2 separate regions of the Homo sapiens genome follow, and region 1 is linked to region 2. A link is a loop called in an ENCODE intact Hi-C map of the cell type or tissue named here. Cell type or tissue: PC-9. All regions are shown on one strand. Links, peaks and the distances in the headings refer to the core of each region. The heading gives the core; the rest is flanking DNA. Region 1 has its middle 98 kb from the start of PODXL. Region 2 overlaps LINC-PINT (long intergenic non-protein coding RNA, p53 induced transcript).

Region 1 (7,379 bases), core at 1,175-5,174, 760 kb before region 2:
TATACCAAGCTCCCTTTGCCTTTATCTGTCGGTCTACAGCCTTAAAGGTGGACGAGCCCAAAGTGGCGGTATGTTAGCTGACTGTGCTACAACTTACTGCGAGCAGACAGCAAAGTTTCAGGCTTAAAGGTCTATCTGCAGCCTCCATTTTCCAAACACCTCCTGTTTGTCAGGCATTGTTCTTGTCTCATTAAAGCTCACCACAGTCTTATGAGGTGGCAAAAGGCTTCATTTCCCAGGTTAGAAACCTGAAGCTCAGAGAGGTAAACAACTCACCCCAACGTGCACAGCGGCAGAGCCTCACCAAACTCCATTTCACCAACTGACCAACTGAAATGCGTCTATGTCAGCATTTCTCACCCTTTTCTCTTCTTTTTGCAATCACCCTCCTGTGGAGCCTTTATAGACATTTTTTCTCCTAACGCTCCCTCATTTATGCAACGTTAATGCTACAGATATACCACATATCAGTTTGTGGACTGAATGTATATCTGTGCTTTATACATTTAAAAAATAAGAATTTGGGCTGGGCACAGTGGCTCACACCTGTAATCCCAACACTTTGGGAGGTTGAGGCAGGAGGACTGCTTGAAGCCAGGAGTTTGAAACCAGCCTGGGCAACATAGCAAGACCCCGTCTCTACAAAAAGTTTTTAAAGTTAGCTAGGCATGTTGGCCTGCACCTGTAGTCTCAGCCACTTGGGAGGTTAAGGTGGGAGGATCACTTGAGCCCACGAATTTGAGGTCGTAGCGAGACCACTGTACTCCAGACTGGGCAACAGAGCAAGACCCTGTCTCTAAGGAAAAAAAAAAAGAAAGAAAAAAAGATTTTTTTGCTCTTCAGGAGCCAATTTCATCCCCTTCGGGTGGTAACACCCTTGTGGAGAATGTCAGCAGGGCTTGAAGTATTACTGATTTATTCTCTCTGCGTCAGATGCTGGTGGAGAAGAAGAAGGTAAAACCATAGAGAAATGTTTCCCAAACTGATATTCCCCAAACTGTAGTGTGGAGAGGCGGTTCCCAGGAAGGACTCCATGACCAAATGTACCTGGGAAATGCTGAATGCAACCCCCACCTCTTGAAAAGTCATTTTATCAAAACATCTGGGTAGCTACTTCAAAAAACTGTTTATTTTTACAACTTAAATTATGTTTTACCAATATATCCTAAGTTGACCATCAATCTCTCATTTTTCTCTTGTCTTCTCATTTTTTCCCTCTCTGCATTTGAAATTTTCATAAATTAATATTATAAAAATTAACTATATTATAAATATTAATTGTATTATATGATAGTGTAACTATTAATTCTATTATAACATTATATTAATTTTATAATATTGTATTATGATTATATTGATTATATATTATATACAATATTGTGATATTAATTATATTATTAATATTATAAATTACATAGAGTTAATGTTTATAGAACATCCTTTTGGAAATAAGCCATAGATACAGAGTTGCTTTGTATCCCAAGTCAGTCTTGCTGGTGACATTGGCCTGTTTAGGTGAATAAGCAGCTTTTTCTGTGATCCAGTCAAGCCAGGCCAGTCAGATCAAGGAGCTGTGACCATCAACTCCAAGAGAACACAGAAGCCTCAGCCCACCCCGCTGTATTTCAGCCAGGTGCAGGCAGCAGGAACCCAAGAAAAGAAAGACATCATGGCAATGTCATTAAACCCTCACTTACTTTGTGCCAGACAGCGAAGCTGCCACTGGCAGGCCGCACTCTCTCTGTGGGGGCCGCTGCTACCTGGTGGGAGCCCACAGCACAGAGCATGGGGCCCTGGCCTCCTAGGTCCAGGCCAATCAGCAGAGGTGCCTGGCTGCTCTAAGAGCCCCTCTTCCCCAGGCAGCACCAGCCTGTCGCCTTGAAATCCCCTGCCCTGTCTCCACTCTCCTATCCCAGTCATGTTCTAGAAAAGGGGCTACACACCTGGCTTCCGGGAGCTTCATAGACCGATTGCATCAGAATCTCAGAGCATCAGAATGTGAGTTTCACACAGATGAGTCTGAAAAGACCGGTGTGTGTATTCCTGAAACACTAACTCTTAAAGGCCCCCATGTCAGACGCTTTGGGGACAACAGCCTTGGCTCAGGTGAAGCCCCCTGATGCAGGCTTGTTGCATTTATCTTGATGTGGCCTCTTAGCTGTAGTCAGGACCCTGGAGGGCAGGATGTGTTTGTTCATCTTTTTTGTCCCCAGTATGTAGCACAGTGCCAGGCACGTGCTGCGGATTTAATGAATACTTGTTACATCAGTAACCAAATGTACAAATGAATGAAGGAATCATCGCGCACTTAGGGCAGAGCTATCAGCCCAGGCAGCTCTGTCTAAAGGACCAGGGCCTGTTCTTTAGGGAGAAGGGATCAGTAGTTAAAACTAGAACAATACCTGGACAGCACATCTGCAATTACTCACAGCATTTGCTTTAATTGCTTAGTAAATCCACACAATGTAACTTTATGCGTCTCAAATAATTCCCTTGTTTTTTTTGAAAATCCTTAATAGAAAATACACAGCAGGTGGGTGTTACGTGGAGTAGAAATGCCTGACCGCTGACACCTGGCCACCTTTCCCGTAAACTGGCAGGGACGGAACCTGTGCTGGGATCCTGGAGGGGCTGCTCCACAATAGCCACCTGATTCTGAGGGGGTTGCAAGCTCATCCTGTACCTCTCCTGTCATGCCTGAGGAGCCTGTGAGCTGCCACATCCTGTCACAGCCCCCTCCTCAGCCATGTCATCCTCACGACTGCCCTGGGAGGCAGGCAGCCTTGGAGACTTCACTCCCATTCACGCTGAGACGTTTAGGGAAACCTGAAATCCGACCCCCTTGGTACAGAGCTGAGAGAAGGAGGTAGAGGCAAGACGCTGAGGAGAAGAGACACAAGCAAAGAGGGGAACAAGGACCTATTCTCAAAAGAGGATGCGCCCAAGCCACGGCCGTGGTGAGACGCCCGGTTGCCCTTCCACTCTCGGCCACCAGGTGGCGGGCACAGGCCAACTAAGCCAGGCAGGGCTCAGGAGCAGCTGCCCAAAGGGCGGCCCAGGCAGAGACAGCACTGCCAAGGTGGGAACATGCCCAGGAGGACACCGCACAACACACACCACACACACCCCTACAACACATACCCCACAACACAATGTACCACATACCACACAAGGCACGCCACACACACCCCAACACACAACACACACACCCCTATAATACACACCCACAACACAACACACAAAACATACCACACCCACAAAACACACAATGCATCCCAACATCAGCTACACACACATACCCACAACACAAACCACACATATACACCCCAACACACACCACAAACACCCCTACGACACACACCCCACAACACAATGCACATATCACATAACACACACCACACATACACACCCCAATACACACCCCTACAACACACACCCCTACAACACAATTTACCACACAACTCACCACACATCCATACAACACATACCCCACAACACACACACACAGTACAACATACCACACAACACACATCACACACCCAACACAACACACAATGGACAACTCACCACACATACCCACACAACATAACACACAACACACACATCCCTACAACACACACCCACAATACAATGTACCAGACAACACACAACACACGCAACATACACACAACACATAATGCAACACATAAACCCTACACACACGTCACACAACACACACACAAATACACACCCCCACAACACATACCACTACAACACATACCACAACACACACACATCACACCACACACACAACACACAGCATACACACCCTACATATACAATACAGCACCCACACACAGCACACACAACATACACCACAACAAACACATACAGCACACACAAAACACATCACACACACACACACCCCACACACGCAGCAACTGCTCACTATCCCTCCACTTTGGGAGATGCTGGATTCTTCTGCCCCACTCCACACCCTGCTTATTCAGCCTCCAACCCCAAATGACCCCCCACAGCACTCCTCCCCTTAGTCTCCTGGTATCTACAAATTCCAAAGTGCCCTTCATCATCTTTTCCCAAACACGCCTGCCCAGGCCTTTCCCTCCCACTGTCCCCCCATCTCCACCGTCCACTCCTCATGAGGGAAAAATAAAACCTCCCCACAGCGGAACACTTTCTGCTTCGCCAGGAGTTTTCCCACCTGCTTTCCTTTTGACCGTCTCAACCATCCTAGGAGGAAATTATGAGGACTGCCATTAGATGAGTCAGAAAGCAGAGTCTGGGAGGCTGAGCTCCTTGCCCGTCCAGATGGGAGGACAGAGGCCAGCCTTCAGATCCCAGGGTGCACCTCTGCGACCCCCACATCCCACAACCAAACCTGCGTTCCACTCTACTCCCTCTCCAGACACACACCTGTCACCGCAAAGAAGCCCAGGTGTGATGGGAGGGACAGGTGAGGGGAATCGAGAGTCACTCCCCAGATGAGGCAGAGAGCCCCATTCCACAAGGCTCCATCTGCTTTTCCAGAAGTCTCTGCCCTGGAAAAGAGGCACTCACAACCAGAGCTGAATTCTCTAGGGCTGAATTCTCAGTCTTCTCTGCACAAAAGCAAAGAAGACTGAGAAAGTCACTTGCAACTTAGTGAATGGTCGTTTACTGCTGGAATTTGTCCCATGTGTTTATGACTCAGCACAGGGGCTCCAGGGACAAAGGTTCTCAACACCCTGGCCACACGAAATGGGAGCTAGGTCTCTGTGGGACTGAGGCCCCCTCCCCCCCTCCCCCCCTCCACAATTCCCAGCTTCAAGTTGTTTTAAGTACAGCAGAGGGACCCAATCCTCCTTTTGGAGGCAAGAGGCATCTGCATAAGCCCTGCCTGGATGTCATTTCTTCACCTGCATCCATAGCACCTTCAGGTGGCTCCTGTAGGGATGTTAAGAAGCAGTAATTAAGGCTGGGTGCCGTGGCTCACACCTGTAATCCCAGCACTTTGGGAGGCCGAGGCAGGAAGGATCACGAGGTCAGGAGTTTGGGACCAGCCTGGCCAACATGGTGAAAACCTGTCTCTACTAAAGATACAAAAAATTAGCTGGGCGTGGTGGCACGCACTTGTAATCCCAGCTAATCGGGATGCTGGGGCAGTAGAATCGCTTGAACCTGGGAGGCAGAAGTTGCAGTGAGCCGAGATCATGCCACTGCACTCCAGCCTGGGCGACAGGGCGAGACTCCGCCTCAAAAAAAAAAAAAGGCAGTAATTAGGACTGAACACCTAAGACAAGGGACAGGCAGAGGGTGGGGACAATTAACTCAGACACAGTGCAGGTCCTGGGGCTCAGGCCTCTTTCAGGTCAAACTCTGTTTTCAGCCCCCGGGGGCCTTCCTGACTTCCCACACGGAGCCCCTTACAGCCCTGAACCCACTTTAGGGTGGCTTTCAGACCTTGGGGTGTGGACACCTGCTCCTGGCCTTGGGGGGGCTTCTCTCAGGCTCAGCCTCCTGCCCAGAGCTAGGACTTAGGTGAGTCAAGTGAGCACCCAGGGCACAGATGTGCAGGGCGCTTCCTCTCGGGGCAGGTACTACAGCCTGAGCACCTCGCTGCCTCCTGCTAGCCCTGCTCCAAGCTACCCTTTCCCCTCCCATCCCTTCTTCCACCTCACACATCCATTTCTTCATCCCAAACGTGGAGATCACAAATCTCACACAGTGGGTGTGAGGCCCAAATGAAATGTCACCATTTCAAAAATGCAGGAATGTTTGTTCATTTTTCTTATTTCTATCTTTTGAAATGCTTCCCAAAGCAGTAGAGGTTCCTAGCTGAATCCTTCATTCAGAACGTGTAAACATGGCCAAGGAATGAGGGCTTGTTCTGGTGGAACAACCGTGTTCTTGGGGGTCAGGGAGGCGGGAGGAACAAAGACCTTTTCCACCTGCAATGGAGGTTCCCGAAAGTGTGAGAACTTCCTAAAGACCGTCACCTAAGACGTTAAAACAGTCCCTGGAGTTCAGTGGGTGTGCAATAATGGCCAGTAACAGCATAGTCCGAATCCAGGCTGGACACATCACACAACAGATGCGAGGTACCCCATGCTAAGATAATGTGGCATAAGAAACTGTGGTCTCGGCCAGGCGCGGTGGCTCACGCCTGTAATCCCAGCACTTTGGGAGTCCAAGGCAGGTGGATCACCTGAGGTCAGGAGTTCAAGACCAGCCTGACCAGCATGGTGAAACCCTGTCTCTACTAAAAATACAAAAATTATCCGGGCATGATGGCGTGTGCTTGTAATCCCAGGTACTCAGGAAGCTGAGGCAGGAGAATCGCTTGAACCTGAGAGGTGGAGGTTGCAGTGAGCCAACATTGCGCCCAAAGAAAAAAGAAAGAAAGAAAATGTTTTCTTTCCACACAACAGAACTTGATGCAGCTGTGGAAAGGAAGGAAACCTGCTACCTGCCACAACACAGAAGAACCTTGAGGTGAAGTGAATGATTACACATATGTCCATGAAAAGATTCCCCTTACTTAAGGGATCTAAAGAACTCAACCTCACAGCAACAGAAAGTAGGATGGCGGTTGCCAGGGGCTGTGAGGAAGGGAAATGGGGAGTTGTTCTTTAATGGGTACCATGTTAGCTTTGCAAGATGAAAAGTTCTGGAGATTTGTTGTATAACAATGTAGATATACTAACACTACTGAACAGTGTAGATATACTAACACTACTGAACTGCACATGTGAAAATGGTTAGGAGGGTAAATTTTATGTTACGTGGTTTTTTACTACAATTAAAAATAAATGAGGGCCAGGCGCGGTGGCTCACACCTGTAATCCCAGCACTTTGGGAGGCTGAGGCAGGTGGATCACATTGTCACGAGTTTGAGACCAGCCTGGCCAATATGGTGAAACCCCGTCTCTACCAAAAATACAAAAATTAGCCAGGCATGGTGGTGGGAGCCTGTAGTCCCAGCTACTCGGGAGGCTGAGGCAGAAGAATCGCTTGAACCCGGGAGGCAGAGGTTGCAGTGAGCTGAGATCGAGCCATTTGCACTTCAGCCTGGGTGTCAAAGAGAGACTCCGTCACAAAAAAAATAAATAAATAAAAAATAAAAAAAAAAGTCCAGGTGTGGTGGCTCATGCCTATAATGCTAGTACTTTGAGAGGCTGAGGTAGGTGGATGGCTTGAGCCCAGGAGTTCAAGACCAGCCTGGGCTACATAGGGAGGCCCCCTCCCCGACTCCCATCCCTACAAAATATTTAAAATTAGCCAGGTATGGTGGCATGTGCCTGTAGTTCCAGCTACTCAGGAAGCCCAGGGAGTCAAGGCTGCAGGGAGCCATGATGATGCCCCTGCACTTTAGCCTGGGTGACAGGAGACTGCCTCTAAAA
Region 2 (7,379 bases), core at 2,035-6,034:
GGAATAGAATGCAACCAGAGGAGGGAGAAATAGAGATTCCAGGCAGCGTTTCCTAAACTTAAAAAGTTTTGAATACCCAGTTTTGCCTTGTTCTGGGGACCTCTGGCAATGTTGTTCAAGGGAGGAATTTTTAATTTCATAGAAAAGTGAATTTTACCACCACAAGAGAACATGAGACCAAGGTCATAAATCCCTTTGTTTGGAGTGTCCGTTCTGAACTCCTTGTATACTTTTATTTGCAGGAAGAGGCTATACCAGCAAGTATTATGGTTTTACTGGGTGGGGCGGCAAGGCCAGGAAGAGATGGAGATGCTGTTAAAGGTCCTTGCTCCAGAACATTCAGAGATCAGAGGAACTCAAGAGGTCAAAGTAGGCTGATGTCATTGTTCATCCATTTATTCAGCAAAACTTTCTTGAACACCTACTGTGTGCCAGGCACTGGTTGGCAGTGAGGTGAAGACGATAGTGATGAAAACAAAGGCATGGTCTCTGTCATCATGGAACCTAAGTAAACACATACCAAAAAAAATGGCCCAAGAAAAATCATGCCCTGAGGGGAAGGCACTCAGATGAAAAGGACCTTCTTCCCAGTGGTCCCCTGAGGAGGTGATTTCCAAGGTCTCAGCTAAGGGATGAGCAGGAATGTGTGGGTGCAGGGGGTAGGGGTGAGAGCTCTCGGCATAGAGAGAGCAGCACATTTCAAAGGCCCTGGAGTGGGGAAGGAGGTGGCAGGTGCAGCTGTGTGGTGGCTACTTCCACTTCTGGAGTGCAGTAGCATGATCTCGACTCACTGCAACCTCTGCCTCCCGGGTTCAAGCAATTCTCCTGCCACAGTTTCCCAAGTAGCTGAGATTATAGGTGCAAGCCACCACGCCTCGCTGATTATTACATTTTTAGTAGAGACGGGGTTTTACCATGTTGGCCAGGCTGGTCTCGAACTCTGTCTCCTGGAACCTCTTGATGAGCCCCTGTGAGGTTCCCCAGCCCAGGGCATCCCCCCAGGTATTCAGGAGAGACCCGTCCCCAAGAGACTGCCTGCTACTTCCTCTTCCTATGAATGTCACTGTGAGGGGAATAAATAAGGATAGACCAGAAAAGCAAATTGTAAGAAATTTGAAACCAGTTGTCAGTTTTCAGGTGCCCAGGAGCATGACAATATGCCCGAGGGACCGTAACAGGACTTGACATGGAGCTGGGTCTAAAGCAGATGACCTGGTGGCTGCAGCGTGTTCCACACAGGCGAGCACTGTGAGGCCAAAGGACTGGTGTTGAGCAGAATGAAAAAGCACAGTGTTGGTTAATCCTGAAAAGTGAAGCCTGCAAGAAATGAACTTCGACCTTGGAGTGGGGGTGGGACAGGGGCTAGAAGGAAGAGAGGCTCGGAAGTGTGTTGTGTAAACGTGGTTCTGTTTTGTCTAATCTTTTACTACCTGTAGGGACAGGTGGATGCAGTGGAGCTGCTGGCAGGAAAGGTGGAGTTTTTTCAAGGTCACGAGTTAAGCAATAGAGTAGAATATCTTTGCAGCTGCAAGAGGAGGTGCGAGCAGCTTGTTCACAAGGTATATTTTGCAGGAGTTTCCCCTTACAAGATCTTATTTGCTTGAGAGTAGCGTTAAGGATTTCTGTGCCAACAGTTAGCTGGATCTCTGGGGTTGAATCGTTATCACCAATCTATAGTTAAAATAAGCATTAAAAAAAAAAAGGAGTCTACTTTCAAAGTTTTCCCGAAGTGCCAGTCTGAAGCAGCTACCTTTAAAAGCTGTTCTTGAATAATAGGTTGCTATATCCTAGTCTGTAATCTTGGACTAATGTCTGAGGAAGGAAAAAAAAAAAAAGAATATTCTCTCTTTGTCCGATTAAGAAGTGGAGGTAGACAGCGATTCGACATGTTGTATGGGCGAGGCTGTGCTGAGCTTGCGTCTGGGACAATGACCAGACAGATGAAAGGAGAAGTGAGAGATATTTTTAGCACATCAGGACTGCTTTGAAACATTGATTTTTTTTCCATCTCCTCCCACCCCCCATAATTCCAGCAGGAAGATTCAGTGGCAGGCACTTTAATTCAGTGTAAAAACATCTTCTATATTACACACTAAAATATTCATGAGGAAAGGGAGTTGCTGATTTTAAGGCGTAGCTTTAAAACCCACGTCTGTCGGCTTGATGGTCAGTGTCCCGCCACACAGTCTGGAAGTGTGACGTGGCCAAGGAGGACCCCCAGAAGGATCCTGTGTCTTCCGTGGGGACTACTCCTTTCCTCAGAGGAGCGGGTTCACAGGAAACTGGAGCAGAAGGATGCCTTTAGCCCCACTCCTGTTGGTCCTCAGTCCCTTCTCCTTTGATCAGGTGGTTCAAGCACGCCTTGAAGTTCCGGTGTTCAAACAACGTGACCTCTGCAATTACGTTCTAATACTTGTCGGTGCCCAACTTAAACCACTAGCAATGTTAGTTAAAAACATCAGGGAGGCCGGGCGCGTGGCTCATGCCTGTAGTCCCAGCACTTTGGGAGGCCTAGGCGGGCAGATCACTTGAGGTCAAGAGTTCGAGACCAGCCTGGCCAACATGGTGAAACTCTGTCTCTACTGAAAATACAAAAAAAGTTAGCCAGGTGTGGTGGCGGGTGCCTGTAATCCCAGCTACTTGGGAGGCTGAGGCTGAGGCAGGAGAATCACTTGAACCCGGGAGGCAGAGGTTGCAGTGAGCTGAGATCGCGCCACTGCAGTCTAGCCTGGGTGACAGAGACAAAACACAAAACAAAACAAAACACCTCAGGAGGCTGTAAATCAAGCACAACTGAAGCAAAGATAAAAACGGGCAGTCTCAGAATCACCTTTGAAGGTGGAAGGAAGGGCGTTTGTGTGTGACAAGAAGAGTGTACGTTCATACAAGGGTTTTTACTCCTCCTCTGAAAAGTCCTGCTTGGTGGCTGGCCAGTTTGTCATGCTTGGCTGCCCAAGCAAGTGGTGGCAGTCGGAGCACAGGAGAAAGCCGCAGGGGGTGAGGAAGAAGTGCTGGAGAGGGCGCTCCACCTTTCGGCTGCCCTGACCTGTCTCCAGCCCCAGGGCATGTGGTTCTGGGCCGGGCACTGGCCCCCTCTCTGTGGACTGTACCAGGCAGCGGGTAGTGCACAAGCTCTGAGGTCAGGCCACCTGGGCCTAAACTCCAGCTCTGCTCCTTGCTAGCAGTGTGACTCTGGGCACGTTCAAGTTACTTCATGCTTTGTGCCTCAGTTTCCTCATCTGTGAAATGGGGATGGTAACAGGACCCTCATCCCAGGACTGCTGTGTGGATTGAAGTGCCTGCAACGGGATTTGTCTTTTCTGGGATCGCGGTGGATGCTCTATTCCAGGTGAGGGAGTCTCTTGCTTTCTCCTACCTCTTGCAGCCGCTTTGCCTCTGAGTGGCAAATAGCAAGTGGCTGAAAATCACAATGAGCCCGTCAGAGAATGGGGATGGGCCACAAGGCCACAGTCGGATGGGTTCTCCATGCCCTCGACTATGCAGCGGGGTCAGGGCATCCCTTCCTCCTGGGGTGCCCACACCATTCCCTTGGAAGTTTAGACAGCAGCCCTTGCCTCGCCAGACGCAGCAACCCCTCCCAGCTACACGTGGAATCTGTGGCCCAGCCTCCCTCAGATGACCCGCATTGCCTGACAGAGACCAGGGGCCCTGAGGGGTGGCTGTCGCTGGCCTGGGACAGGGTCCCTGCAGGTTTTCAGGGTCCTCAGCAGCATTCGCCAGCGTCGGGTCAGACTGAGTCATGGGGCCCGAGCTCTCCACGAGTTGGTTCTCCAGTTGGTTCTCGTTGGGGGTAATGCCCTTCATCGAACCGCTTCATCCCCAGCCTGTATTGTCTCCGTCTCTTCGCAGTTGTCAGAGGGCTCGGCCGCCACCCTGAAACAGCCCAGAGCTCTCTGAAGAGCACGAGCTTTTACGCTTCTCTCCCCAAATCAACTGACTTTTTCATTGCTTCTGTGGAGGCTTTCTGTGGGAGAAAAGCGTGTTTATGGGGCAAGCTCAGAGAGCTCCTGTCCCCGTGGTGGAATTTTTTTAGTGGCTCTGCCCACGTGGTGGTGAGCGCCGGTGAGGATGGGACGCATTTTCTGCTAAAATGGCTGTGCGAGGCTGCCACCTCGTGGCCAGCACAAGGCAGTGAGTGTGTCCCTTGCTGGAGCTTCTGGGTGAAATAAACTCATTTTAAAGGTCTTCAGCAAGGACCTCACTCCCTCACTCTCTCAGTGTGCATATCATTCCAGCTCCAGGGCTTAATGCGTCTGTTGTGGCATCTCTCAAATCTGTACTTTGCTATCTCTTTGACTACAGAGTCACTACCTTCCGATAAGCCCTTCTGCTGTCTCCAGACCGATCCTTCTAAAGCGTAGATGTCATTGTCTTTCTCTCATTAAAGCTCTTTCATGGCTCCTCATTTTCCAGGTTCCAGCTCATGTCTCAGGAGGCCGCTAAGCCCACTCCTCTGCCCCAGCCTGTGTCTGCGCACGTCTCTTCTCCCTTCCTCCTGGTTTCCTCTGGCTGATACCTGCTCACCTGAAAGTCATCTCAGGTGCCACCTCCTCCAGGGATTCCTCGCATTAGATTAGCTTCCTTCTTCCCCATTCCTAGCTGACTTCCTTCATTATGCCTCAGATCCTTTTTTTGGAAGAAAAAGAAAGAAATGGAAGACAGACTGGCCAGCAGGGGGAGAGAGAGGGAGGGAGGGCATATCAGAGAATTCAATATGCTGCGTTTTAACCAGATACTTTTCTTCCTCTCCCACAAGGCATCAGAGTAGAGACTGCCTTTCATCTCTCTCCCCCTTGTGTAATAGCACAGTGTCTGGCAGATAACTGTTGCTTGCTAATTATTAGAAGGAAGAAAGGGAGGGAGAATAAAAGCCAGCATCACCATGTGATCTTCCTAAGTGCGACAGATGTGAGAAAAGAACTACCTTAAGCTCCAGGGGCCCTAGAGGAACGGCGCTGCGTGCTAGTGCAGATGGTAGCAAACGCTCTCACCTGGCTTGGCAACACTTCTTCACCTCTTCTTTCTACCACCACAGCGACTGTCTCCCTCCAGCCCATCCTACTGCCAAATTCATCTTCTATTAAGCATAGCTTCAATCACATCATTTCTTTATCAAAACACTTCTACAGAGGAGTTCCAAATGCTTTAGCCGGGCCGTCCAGGGCCTCCACAGGATGACCCCAGCCCATCTAGTTTTCTACCACTCTTTATGTGTTTCCTAAGTACCATTCATTATTTTAGGACTTGGTATTTGCTGATGAATTTACTTACTTACTTGAGAGTGTGGCAAAAGCACATCCTAAACTTTCAGTTAAAAGGAGTTTGATTGATTGACCTGCTCTGAGTTTAAGGCACGTGCTGGTCACTGTGGGAGCCATTAAAGAAGGTATTGTTCTGTGGCCGCCAGGAACAGATAGCCCAGCTGGGGACAAGACAAAAAAGCAGGGGGCATTAAGGAACAGACAGCAGAAAGGAACATGTCACAAGTGCACAATTAATCGCCAAATATATGGCTCAAGAAGGGGTGGTGATCAAACCAGATAATGTCTGTGAAAGTGCCTCTCTCCTGTCAAACTCCCAATTCCGAGCAGTCCTACAGTCGGCCCCTTCCACAGGGCGTAGCCCTGTCATTCCACCTCAAACGTCGTACACACTCGGCCTGTCCTACAAAGCCCTTCGTGATAAGGCCTGCTTCTCCTTCCCACCTTGTGGGACCCCCGACCCTGGAACCCCGAGCTGCAGAGCTGGAGAGAATGCACTCTGTTGTTTGGTATACGTGTTCCTTGAAACATTCACTCCTCCCCATTTTCCTTCGGTGTTTAACCTGTTCTTCCTTTAAAATTCGGCTTTTCCTTTAAAATCCAGCCTGGAGCTCCCCAATGAAGACTTCTGTGGCGCTGCAGGCAAAACTCACCACCTGCAGAGTCTCTGCTCTCCCTTGTCAAATACGCGTTTGTGACATACATTGGAAGGCATCGGGCACATTTCTGTCATCTGTGTGACTGTGGACCTCTGCCGCAGGGGTCATGTCCTTTCCCTTTACAGTGCTTGATGAGGTACACGTCTTGTCAATGTTTGTCACGGACTGAAACTTAACACATTAGAGAGGACAGCAAAGTCAGTTGACTCTAAATTGTTAAGGCACAAGCTCTGTGAGTTCAGAAGAGACATGTGCCAGAATCGGTCCAGGGAGGTTCTTAGAACCTACCAGTTCTAAGTAGGAGTTCTTAGAACCTACCAGTTCTAAGTAGGAATTCTTAGAACTGGAAGGTCAAAGCTTTGTACATGTGAAATAGATCAAACAATAAAAAGAATTCCATGTAGAATAGCTCAGTGTCTGTGGCTCCTAATGGCTCCCCCATTCTCTGCACCAGCCAGCGGGAGGAGAAAGCCTGCAGAGTGGGGGCAGCGGAGACAGAACATCTTAACCCCAGCAGAGGCTTTATCTAAGGAAGTAGAGCGAATGCCCTGAAGGTGGGTTGGACTTAGGTGGTGGAAAGGTTTCAAATGCACTCTGTTATCTTGCAGGTAGTGGCTGCCATTTATTACTTTAGAAAACCATGGCGACTTCATCAAAGTGGTGTTTTAGAAAGATGATCCAGGGCCGTCTTTTCCCTTTGAGAGTGGGAGGTGCCCTGTGGCCCTACCTTCATTTTCTGTGATGGTATTCCCAGTGGTTTCCTCCCTGTGGCTTTGCGGCTTAGTGGTGAACCAAGAGGCTTAGGATGCAGGTGCAAAGCCCCTCTACTCTTTAATGCCTCACTTCAAGGTGCAGGATCTTTCCCTCTGTAAACAAAGGCTTTCCTTCTGGCACTGCCCTTGACCTGCTCAGAGCTGTTCTCTGATCCTTTGGGTCTCTCTGCCCTCGTGACTGGCAGTGACCTGCTAGGCAGCAACCCCCACGCAGCAGGTGGTCCTCCAGAGCTGAGTCACCACCCCGGGAACCGTGCCCTGGTGAGGCCATCCAAGGTAGACCGGCACAGGGCGGGTGTGAGTGGCCTCTCCACCTGGCCCCTCGGTCTGGGAGGGCTCTTTCAGCTTGACAGAGAGAGCAAAGGAAACTCGGATTTTTGGCAAAGCAGAAAAACATTTTACCTGTGATCACAGTTATGGGCCTTGGTCAGTCATTTGATTTCAGCACACCCAAATTGTCCATTTACAGATACCTTGAGACATGGAAAGGGAGGAAATTTTTTAATGATGTTTTAAGATTCTGTTTGACCTCATGAATTAAGAGCGGTGAGAAGTAATAGAACACGGAGAGATACCTAAGCCATTGATTGATATTGTAGGCAATAAACAAGTGAGATTCAGATTATTTTTAAAAATTTTTTTCATGGGCACTGATGGATGTTTAA

What was found. Peaks named below come from ENCODE experiments on the same cell type or tissue, not always from the same donor. Only the 100,000 strongest peaks of a DNase experiment are listed, where the experiment ranks them.
Region 1: a loop joins it to region 2, with 4 times the contacts of the local background. A loop is called at or near these places in 3 of 110 quality-filtered maps.

The regions. Positions count from the first base shown.
Region 1 is chr7:131,650,482-131,657,860 of GRCh38, reverse strand. No RefSeq gene overlaps it. Among named protein-coding and RNA genes, the nearest start is that of PODXL, 98 kb to the right of the region's middle. RefSeq lists enhancers at 1,230-1,781, 4,862-5,429 and silencers at 2,837-3,131, 2,877-3,171. In PC-9, for the core only: CTCF peaks have their summits at 2,771 and 2,973 (motif pointing right); DNase peaks (open chromatin) are centred at 3,030 and 4,659; H3K4me3 peaks cover 787 bases; H3K27ac peaks cover 2,041 bases.
Region 2 is chr7:130,893,893-130,901,271 of GRCh38, reverse strand. All of the region lies in intron 6 of LINC-PINT (long intergenic non-protein coding RNA, p53 induced transcript), which reads left to right. Among named protein-coding and RNA genes, the nearest start is that of LINC00513, 16 kb to the left of the region's middle. RefSeq lists a silencer at 1,039-1,242 and an enhancer at 1,188-1,482. In PC-9, for the core only: CTCF peaks have their summits at 4,155 (motif pointing left) and 4,418; DNase peaks (open chromatin) are centred at 4,083 and 4,661; H3K27ac peaks cover 4,000 bases.